2 separate regions of the Homo sapiens genome follow, and region 1 is linked to region 2. A link is a loop called in an ENCODE intact Hi-C map of the cell type or tissue named here. Cell type or tissue: heart right ventricle. All regions are shown on one strand.

Evidence for each region. A loop is a pair of places that touch in the nucleus more often than their neighbours do. Peaks named below come from ENCODE experiments on the same cell type or tissue, not always from the same donor. Only the 100,000 strongest peaks of a DNase experiment are listed, where the experiment ranks them.
Region 1: it touches region 2 in a loop (2.0-fold over the local background); 4 of 110 quality-filtered maps call a loop at or near these places.

What each region holds. Positions count from the first base shown.
Region 1 is chr1:176,798,634-176,803,633 of GRCh38, forward strand. It overlaps PAPPA2 (pappalysin 2), which reads left to right. Exons shown (of 23, transcript NM_020318.3): 21 at 1,428-1,499. Among named protein-coding and RNA genes, the nearest start is that of MIR488, 230 kb to the right of the region's middle. In heart right ventricle, no CTCF peak of the experiment used is centred here; a DNase peak (open chromatin) is centred at 2,506; H3K27ac peaks cover 1,604 bases.
Region 2 is chr1:176,689,947-176,694,946 of GRCh38, forward strand. PAPPA2 (pappalysin 2) reads left to right here. Exons shown (of 23, transcript NM_020318.3): 5 at 191-484; 6 at 2,180-2,372. Among named protein-coding and RNA genes, the nearest start is that of PAPPA2, 230 kb to the left of the region's middle. In heart right ventricle, a CTCF peak has its summit at 1,896 (motif pointing left); DNase peaks (open chromatin) are centred at 1,812 and 2,705; H3K27ac peaks cover 4,370 bases.

The DNA of each region.
Region 1 (5,000 bases), 110 kb after region 2:
ATTATTTCTAGTTAACAGAATTACTGTTGATATGCAAATGGTTCTGCATAAATGGCTGTAAGTGCAGGAGAATAACTCACTTTTTCAGTAGGCTGAACACCCCTTTTGTGTTTACCTTATATATTTATTTTGATAACCCCTTTTTAATACAATAATGACTTAAGCCAAGTCACTTTCAAATATTGCAATATGAAGTTTTGAATATCAAACTTTATAAGGATTTATACTACTTATTTTCCCTCTAGAGAAGCTGTGAAGGAGGAGTTTTAGCTTTTAGCAGTACGACTCCAGAAAAATATTGCAGATCCCCATTCTCCTACCTGACTATGAGGTATATATTTATAGACCTGCATATTAGCATATGTGAATGTCTCCAATCTAATGATTACACATTGTTAGCTTTCTAGAATTCCTGTAGGTGCTATCTCGTGTAAAGCTCCTGTGTTGCCATGTATTCTTTTTCTTCTGAGTGCATGGAATTTCAGTTGGACTGATTAAAATGTGAATATGCAGGTCTGCAGAAGGGTGGGTTGGTAGCAGGCTATGGAGAGAACCTTCTTTTCTCTTTGAAACCTGCCATGGGACTTTCTTTTATCCTTAGAAAAGCATATTCTTTGAGAATTTTAAACTATAAAAAGAAAAAGAAAAAAGTTTTGTGAAAATGAGTTATTATTATTTAACAAAAAGTAGATGACTATTTGTTTAAATATGCATCTGGAAATGGCCATCAGGAAAGAGGCAGTCAACAGCATCTCAAGATGAACGTAACTGCGCTCCCACCAGCTTGATGTTGGTGTCATTTTGAGTAGCAGTGATTTCACACTAGCCCTGTGTGTCCTGCATATGTGTACTGTCTGGTTTCCTACAGGGCAGGCTGCATGATGATACCAAGAATTACAGAGTGCAATTTCACCTCCAGTCCTGGTGTGGGCACTCACATCTTATAATCTAGCATTTCTGAGGTCCACATTTAGTTGAAGAATCTGTAAAACTGTATTTGTCGATCTTTAAAAGCCCATTGTGTGTGATCAACACAACCATCTTACAATTTCTTGTAACATTATTTAAAATTTCAAAATAAGTGGAACTAATATTATGCCTGAAACCAGATGAAACTCATTATAATATTGAGGATGCTTTTTTAAACCACACTACACCACTCTGAAAATTTCGGTATCTTGGGAAAGAGGATGAAAAGTTTCGAGAAATCTCCTCCACTGAGACTTCCTGCCTGAACCACATCTGTCAGGGTGGGCAGTGTGCACGGGAAAGGCTAGATAGCCCCAATCCACTTTATGGGACACAATTAGAAACTAGCTGCTTGAGAAATGGAGTTGGACTCCTGTGGTGAGCTCAGGATTTGCCCCTTCTCACACACAACAAATGTCTTTAATTTTGTTTTCTGTTTTTCCCGTCTTTCCCCTTAGAGCATTGTGTGCACTGGCCGGCGTCAATGGCACCCAGACCCCGTCTTAGTCCACTGCATCCAGTCATGTGAGGTAAGATAGCCTCCCCTTCCCCAACTCAGACTAGAGAACTCAGGTGGATTTAACTTATGGAGCTTGAATCCTTCTAATTTAGGACCTGGTCCCTCTCCTATTCCTCTGTCCTTTGTTTAACTTCTTAAATTAAGTTGGTTCCACGATCTTAAATTTACAGAAATTAGGAGTTCTGATTTTTGTTTTGTTTTAGCAAAATCTTTGGAGATCCACTTTAAATGACTTAATAAAAGCTAACTTAAAAAGCAAGTCAGAATTATTTATGGTTTTGGGATTCTGTAACTGGGCCTTGTTTGAGCTTAATTCACTCAGGGTTTTGGAGACTGATGGCCCACTGACAGGTTTATTTGGCCAGCACAATGTCTAAAACCAATTTTCTTTTTGGTTGCCAATGTTTAAAAATTAGGATTTTTACATAAAATTCATATGTGCATATATAACATTACACACATATGCACACATCCCAAATAAAAATAAATATTTAAAACTCTGCACAAAGATTTTTCTCTTGAAAAACAAGACTAGCTGGCAACCGTGATGACAATTAGCTGGATCTGAGTAGCAGCTGCACCCCAGGTGGGCAACTCTCTCCAGTTAGCACAGCTTTTACCTTTCCCTATGGCTACTTACCTGGTGGGCACCCCTTGTTTAAAATAACTGCCTGGGTCATGCAGGCATCTATGCTTGCAATCTCTTAGGTAGACCTGTTGTCCACTGTTGATTAACCAAACTAGACCTTTACCACCTCAAGAAATCTTGTCTACTTCTTCACATAGTAGATTCCCCAATCAGTGGGGGGATGTAGGCTGCTGTGATTTCTTTAGTTAGATTAACTGAAGTTAATTTTAAAAGTCAACTTTTAAATTGAAGTTAATTTTAAAAGTCAACTTTTAAATAGGGCAGAATATTTCTAAGAAACGATGACCTAGAAATTCTGTCATAGGGGAAGGAGATGCTTACACACACACACACGCACACACACACACACACACCATTTAAGCCCTCCCAACCTAAGAATAGCCAGTGACAAGTACAAGCATTCTCGTCTCAGTCACAACAGGTTTTGTCATCCATATCTCACACTGGAAGGAAATAAGCCACTTAGCAGCAATCTTGGGTAATTATGGCTCCTGTAGGTGCTGCAGAGAGACCCCTTTAACTGCCCTGATTTCCAGCTTCTTCCCTGATGCACACCCAACCCACATGCATGTCAAGTCCATTCTTCTGTATCTCTGTGTTTCTTGATCTAATTCTGGGAATCCAGGATCCACATGAGACTGGAGAGGGGGAAAGGGTGGGGTTTGAGAGAAAAGGGAAAACTGGCTGGGGAAATCATACCAATAAAACAGCACTCTGCGAGCGCATCAGGAAAAATGCTAGCATGGAGTGTGCTTTGTTATGGTGTGGGCCAACAAAACAGCTCATCTTCTGCCATCATTAGAAAAACAGATGGCAGTGGGGTGGGGACGCGGGAGAGAGAAGGAGTGAATCATCCACTGGGCAGGGGGTAAGAAGGAGGGAAGAGAGGAGGCCAGGGAAGGAGGGAGATAAACAGACAGAAGACTGGGGAGCTGGGAACAGATCAAAGGGATCCTGAGAATTCCCTTCTGCTGCTTCTATGCATGATCTCAAGTGGGAGGGTGGATGACAGGGCTTGGAGCTGGCTTCCGTGTTTCCCAGAGGGTTATAATACAGACCTTTTCCCATTTGTTCTCCCCTCCTCCCTGCACCCCAGCACATCAGCGGGGTCACTTATCCAGAGCTTCCTAGGCTGTCGTCAGTCCCTTTGTTGATGTGACAAGGAACAAAAGCTCCATGTCTCCTCTGCCTGACTGCTGGGCTGATGTCTCCTCTGCCTAACTGCTACCAGGCAACAGCTGTTGGTTCCCCTGCTCCAGTGGTTCTCAGCATCACCTGGGAGCCTACTGGAAATGCACATTCTCAGGCCCCCGAATACCTACTCGATCAGAAACTGGGAGTGGGGCCCAGCAGACTGTTTTAACAAGCTTCCAAATGATTCTGAGGCTTGCTAATACTTGAGAACCACCGCCCCAACCGAGAGTTTGTTGTGCAGCAATAATTGTAGCTAACATTATTTAGCCACTTTGAGGGTGGAAGGAAGATACAACGATACAGGTGAATCAATCCCTGTAGGAAAGGAAGGGGAACTGGACAGGAGAGGAGAAGGAGAAACAACTCTGAAGAAATAAGTAATAAAAAATGCAAAGAGGCGGGTGAAAATGAAAAAGAAAGGACAAGAGAGGCTGAAACTGGCATGCTCTAGGGGCAAATTGGCAGACACTTAATTCTTTACTGGAAAAAGTCAGCAAAATATATTAGGGAGAACAGAAGAGTGTCAGGGACAGATGGAGGGAAAACAGACTGGAGGCAAGATAAAGCCAAGCCGGCCAGGTAGGAGAGAGGAAGCTTTTAAAAGTGCAGCACAGAAATCTGAGCTCAAATAAGGTATTTTGTTACCCAGTATCTAAAAGGGTTTTCTGCTTTTTGCTTCCCAGTACTGAATATCATTCTAAGAGGCCTCCTTTTAATATTTAGCCTTGTAAGGGTGGAGTGCCTCATTCATTATTTCTCCCAATAAGCCCAAGGCAGTAAATCCACCAGCTCAGTATCCTCAGCCCATATTGCCCTTCATGTTACTTCAGCACTTTTGTTTGCATCATATTCTCTTGGCATAAGGATTTGCTTTCAATTATCCACTATTCTGTGCTGCTTATGTTTTCTGAGGTGCCACTAAGACTTTCTTTAAAAACTCTTATCTAAATAATTCCATCTTCTTATGTTAGGTCATAAGCCAGTTGTTGCTGCTTGTGTTCCCATTGTCCCAGCAAGAACACACGTATGCTACATATCTGCAATCCAAAATTGTTGGTACGTTCAATTCTATTTTTCTAGTTGTTGCTTGCATTTGGCCTTTGAGACCTGAATACTCCTTGTATCTTCTGTTTCTTTCGTAAACTGCATATGGGCAAGGAATGGCAACTTAGTTAATGGAAAACTTTTGAAGTCAAACGACCCTAGATTCCAATCCTGGGTCAGCTGAGTAGTGTGAGCCTCTGTATTGGGAACTGGGTCAACAAAGCTATTTTAAGGAGTTGTTAAGAGGGATGCATGTGATAGCATACATAACGCATTGAGTGTCATGCCTGGCCCGTAAGAGATTCTTACTGGTGTCATTTATTTAAGCTATTAGCCACTTCGTGAATGTTTACTGAATGAGTAAAGCAGAATGCAGGGGCATTGCTGCTGGTGTAGCCCCAATGTAATTAGTTGTAAACTGAGGATGTGAAAAAGGAAAGGAAAGGAAAAGAAAAGGGAAATCGGTCATACCAATAAAGACCAACTGAGATCCATAATTCACAAATGACTTGGAGACATCGATTGTGTCCAATCAGTCATCAGGTCAGTCGGTCACCAGATCATTATATGAGTAGCTCTACTCATTCCTACAGTTGCCCACACTGGTTGGGACCTCAACATTTC
Region 2 (5,000 bases):
AATGTGTATTAATTTGTTTAGAGGGTTTCTGTGGCAAGAAAGAAAAGCAATGACTGTATGTTACCAGAAGTTATAAAGTGACTCCTTAGAGGCTGAAATGGAATATTTGATGTTTATCAGAAAACATAATTAAGGATTGGAGAGCTATTCATTCTGTGCTCTGAAAGGCTTTTCAAAACTTTCATTGCAGGTGGCATTGTCCTCAGCCCAGCATATTATGGGATGCCTGGCCACACCGACACCATGATCCATGAAGTGGGACATGTTCTGGGACTCTACCATGTCTTTAAAGGAGTCAGTGAAAGAGAATCCTGCAATGACCCCTGCAAGGAGACAGTGCCATCCATGGAAACGGGAGACCTCTGTGCCGACACCGCCCCCACTCCCAAGAGTGAGCTGTGCCGGGAACCAGAGCCCACTAGTGACACCTGTGGCTTCACTCGCTTCCCAGGGGCTCCGTTCACCAACTACATGAGCTACACGGGTATCACCACTGTCTTGTTTTGTTTTCTGTTAAGAATACATGGGGGCCTTTGAGAGCTGGGAGGGTGGAGGTGTGGGAGCTGATGGGAGAATGATTAAGTGGTCATTTGTGTCGGAGAGTTGAAGTGTATTTATTATAAGGTATTATTATTTTTTCATGTCTTTGAAGAACTTGAAGAAATACTGACATATTAAGGTACTTTGTTCACTGAATTCTCCTCTACTAGATATTTTAAAATATACTTCTATCCTCGATAGTAAAAAAGGCACAGAGCCAAAAGCCCTCTTGTGATCCCCTTGACTTCTAGAATGTGGTTATTCTTATTTTTGCCCGCATTCTTAGACATTTACTCTGAAGAAGAGTCCAATGGAAATAAAGGAAAAGAGTTTATGGGTCAAGGTGGCCCATTGTACTGTTTTTGAAGTTGGTCAACAAGGTGGCTTGGTTAATTTAGGCTCAGCATGTTTTACTGTATGTTACTAAAAAAAAAAAAAAAAAAAATCAGATTCTCTTTTTCCAGCACTAGTCAAGCACAAATTCTTAGCTGCCTACCACCCTTTCCCCACCAAAAGGTGACATCTAATTTTAAAAAAATGGCATCTTCCTGGCCCTCGGAAAAACTTGTCATCTGGTCTTTCTTGCCTTAATTCAGCTTCTGTATTATTCTTCGCTGTCTCTCACGCCTTCCTTGTTTCTTGTGAAAAGTAATAGTGACTGGTTTCCTATAATGGACTCAAAGTTATCCCTAAAATTAAAGACTTATTTGATGACCTAGTACAATGGTGAAAGAAGATATTTTTTCTATAAGTTTTGGGGGCTTGTTTGGTGACAGGTTCTTCTAGAACTATCCAAAAAAGAATAAACCACCACACCCTGGTCATGACTTTGAAGGGAGGAAAGCGTGATGAGCCGATTCTGTCTGTCATCTTTCAAGATGTGTCTATCTGAGTTTCATTGCGGTGAATAATTCAGGTGCATCAGATGTGTAAGCACCAGCACCTCTCCCCCATCAAGGGGCAGAAACACCAGACGATGCCATGCAGAGGGCAGAGCTCTGGAGGCAGCACCTTTGAAGCGGGAAGAGGAAACATTTAGGAAGCTGAGTGAGGCAGTATTTGACTGGTGTGCTTTCACTAGAAAAGTTCCTGGCACTAAGAAAACTCCCTTTCCAACCCTATGCAAAATGTACCTGCTAAAGAGACCTTGCCAGATTCAAAAGTGAGGCTGAGACCACCATTCCCAGCCCTGCTGTCTCATTGGCATTTGGCTCTCTTTCCCCTTGAGCAGCTCCACTGAATACTCACTAACCTCTGCCAACGTCACTGGGCAATAAAGCAGGTGTCTGAAACTCCACAAACGTTCACAAGTGAAAAGGCCATCTGTTGAAACACTGCCATCTTGTGGTTTGCTGAATAAGCAACCATCAGCTCAGAGCAACCTGAGCTGCCCAACTTTAAGGTCATGACCTTGCTTTAGATATGAAAGTGCTGCATCTCTGGTCTCTGTCTTCTCTTACCCTTTCCAGCTTAGACCCTTTCTGGAACAGATTGCATTTGTTCATTCATTCAACAAGTAAGTGCTCATTGAGCCTAATAAGTTAACTCAGCCATGAACAAGACACAAATTTATCCCTGCCTTGGTGGACTTGATGGGTTAAAATCTCCATCTCTTGTGCCACCTTTTTTGTCTCCACAGATGATAACTGCACTGACAACTTCACTCCTAACCAAGTGGCCCGAATGCATTGCTATTTGGACCTAGTCTATCAGCAGTGGACTGAAAGCAGAAAGCCCACCCCCATCCCCATTCCACCTATGGTCATCGGACAGACCAACAAGTCCCTCACTATCCACTGGCTGCCTCCTATTAGTGGAGTTGTATATGACAGGTGAGAGAGGCACTGGCTGTGGGTGAGCTGGCTTATTTCTCTGTGGCATTTCATATGAATGAGGGGAAGAATATGAATCCAGGGGAACTCCAATTTGGAAGTATAAATGTGTGCACCACTGCTCAGAGCTGCTGCTCCAGCCTGCTCTGTTCTCGTTGCTTTAGCAGAACTCATGGGCTCTCTTGTGAGCCAGTGGCTCATCTTAAGTGCTCACTCCCCCCTCAGGGAGGCCTGGAGAGCCTGACCGATGTGACAGGGATAAATTGGCAGAACGGAGAGGGCATCTGCCATTTGTCTCTGTCAGCTGTTCCTCTGTGGCATGAGGGTGGAGTGGCAGCTTGCCACTTGCAGAGTGGTGTTGGGGGAGGGATTACAGCATGCTTCTCCAGGCACTTCTGGGTGTGGGTGGATGGTAGTGTGCCCACTGCCACAAGCTGTGCATCAGAGGGCTTCCCTGACTTACGTAGGTGCTTCTGACACCTTCTCAGCCTCCTGTGCCTCCCCCTCTTAAGGCCACTATCTTATGGAATTGTCATCCTCTGCTTATTTTCCTACCTGCCCCACTTGACTGGCAACTACTGGGGGAGGCAGGATGATTTTTTGTCTCTTTGTCTCTTGCCCTGCCACAACAGACACCTAATGTGTGTTTGCTGAAGAAAAGCATTACACCTAAAACTAACTTTCATTTGTCCTTTGCATATTGGTTTGAAAGAATAACAGATAAATTTTTGTAGAAAGGAGAGAAAGGTAGGAAAATGAATGACATCTGATAATTGGTGAGGGATGGGAGAATGTGGTTTCACTGAGAAGGACCAGAACCCCTTCTGTGACCTGTGCAGACTGACCTCTTTCAAAACCTACTGCTGTATTCTGAATGACGACAGTCCCTGATCTATTTGTGGCACTATATGTGAAGTGTTGTGCTAGGTATTTTACTTGCACTTGTCTTATTTAGTCTTTGCAGTAAACGCAGTTCCTGCTAAATAAGTGAGAATTCTGAGGCATAGAGAAACATACAATGGCAAACCCAAGACCCCACAACTGATTGGAGGTGAACTCGGGAGTCCAGTGGAAATTCGGGAATAAGGAACATAGAATGGATGCTTTCTTTTAATTTAGAGCATTCTTATTTAGCACATCTCTTCTTTGCACCACACTTTCCCTCTGGGTGTCAGGCCTCAGCTAAAGAGAAGGGTGTCGCTGGAGCAAGTTTCCGTGCCCTTCAGCTTTGCTGAAAGCCTAGGGAGAGAGGCAAGAGAGAGACAGGGATAGGAGGAAGCTGGTGAATCCTCTTTCACAGTGGTATTTCAGCCTCTTGGGATTTTGATACCTGTCCCTGATACCTTGATACATACTTAGTGTGTGACACCACTTAGACCTCACAACCCTACAAAGTAGTTTCATGGTCATCAGCGCCCAAACCCTTTTGGGCTCTGTTTGTGAGTCAGCACACATCTGTGTGATGTGTGTGAGAATCATCTTCCTGCAAGTGTGACCTTGTGCAGCTTTGGTCGAACTGCCTGAACAGCAAGTCCTCTGTGGGTGTGTGCAAACCAGAGTTTTACATCCGTTTATGTAACACATGTAAACAATTTAATCTTTGAATTCTCTCTCTGGTACAAACGTTACGATAAAGCAGACATCAGTACGGGCGTGCTGAGAGTCTGTTGGCAGAAAAACCTGCAGTTTGCTTCCTTTTCTCAGCTAGGTGGACTGCAGTTTTGAGACCTCCCAACATGTGTGTCAGGGGGACTCACGTCACATGGCCAGCAATTTGTGTCATGCTTGGAGTTGTGTTTACTCCACCCCAGCAGGTATTTGGAACCCTTATGTCAGAGAAGAGCCCCAGCTACGCACTTAGCAGCAGCCACGGAAGGGCCAAGTGCATCAGAGGAATGAGCTTTGGAGTTTTGTTCATGTTAGAAGTGAGTGCTGATTGGAGTCAGAGGTTGGATCTTAACTACACCTTTTAGTTTCCAAAGTACTGGACGCTCAATGGTGTTTGGGAACTTGCTCAAAGGAATTAAGGAACTTGTTGTGACCTTAGGCAATTTACTTAACCTCTCTGAGCCTGAGTTTTCTCATTTGTAAACATAAGGTTATTACAGGAATTAGAAATCATTTATGAAAAGCACGACACAGCGGCACAATGCCAGTTATGTGAGGTACTTCAGAAATGGGAGCAGCTGTCATAATCACTACCTTTATTTTATAATACTATTTTTCTGGCATATTACAAGATGTTATTGAGACCCTGACTTGATGCCTCCGTTTTCAGATGCGTCATTCACAAGTGGGCTTCTAAAAAGATTCTAAGCATCAGAGGCAAGCCCCTTGAAGTGACTTACCATTATTATGTAGCTATTATTGTGTCTACCTCTTCCAGTTACCTCAGTTATAGTACTTGTAGAACTTTCATAAACTGTATTAATCACGTCATGGATATCCATAAAACAAGCATTCACAGAGGGACTGCTGGGTCCAATCCTGTTGGAAATATAAATCAGAATAGAGCTTGGTCTGGACTGGCTCACAGGCAAAAGAGAGGAAAGAATGTGAATGGAAATTCTCAACACCGCATAGCAGAGCCCTAAGAGAGGATCCAGCAGGTGCAGTGGGTGCACAGAG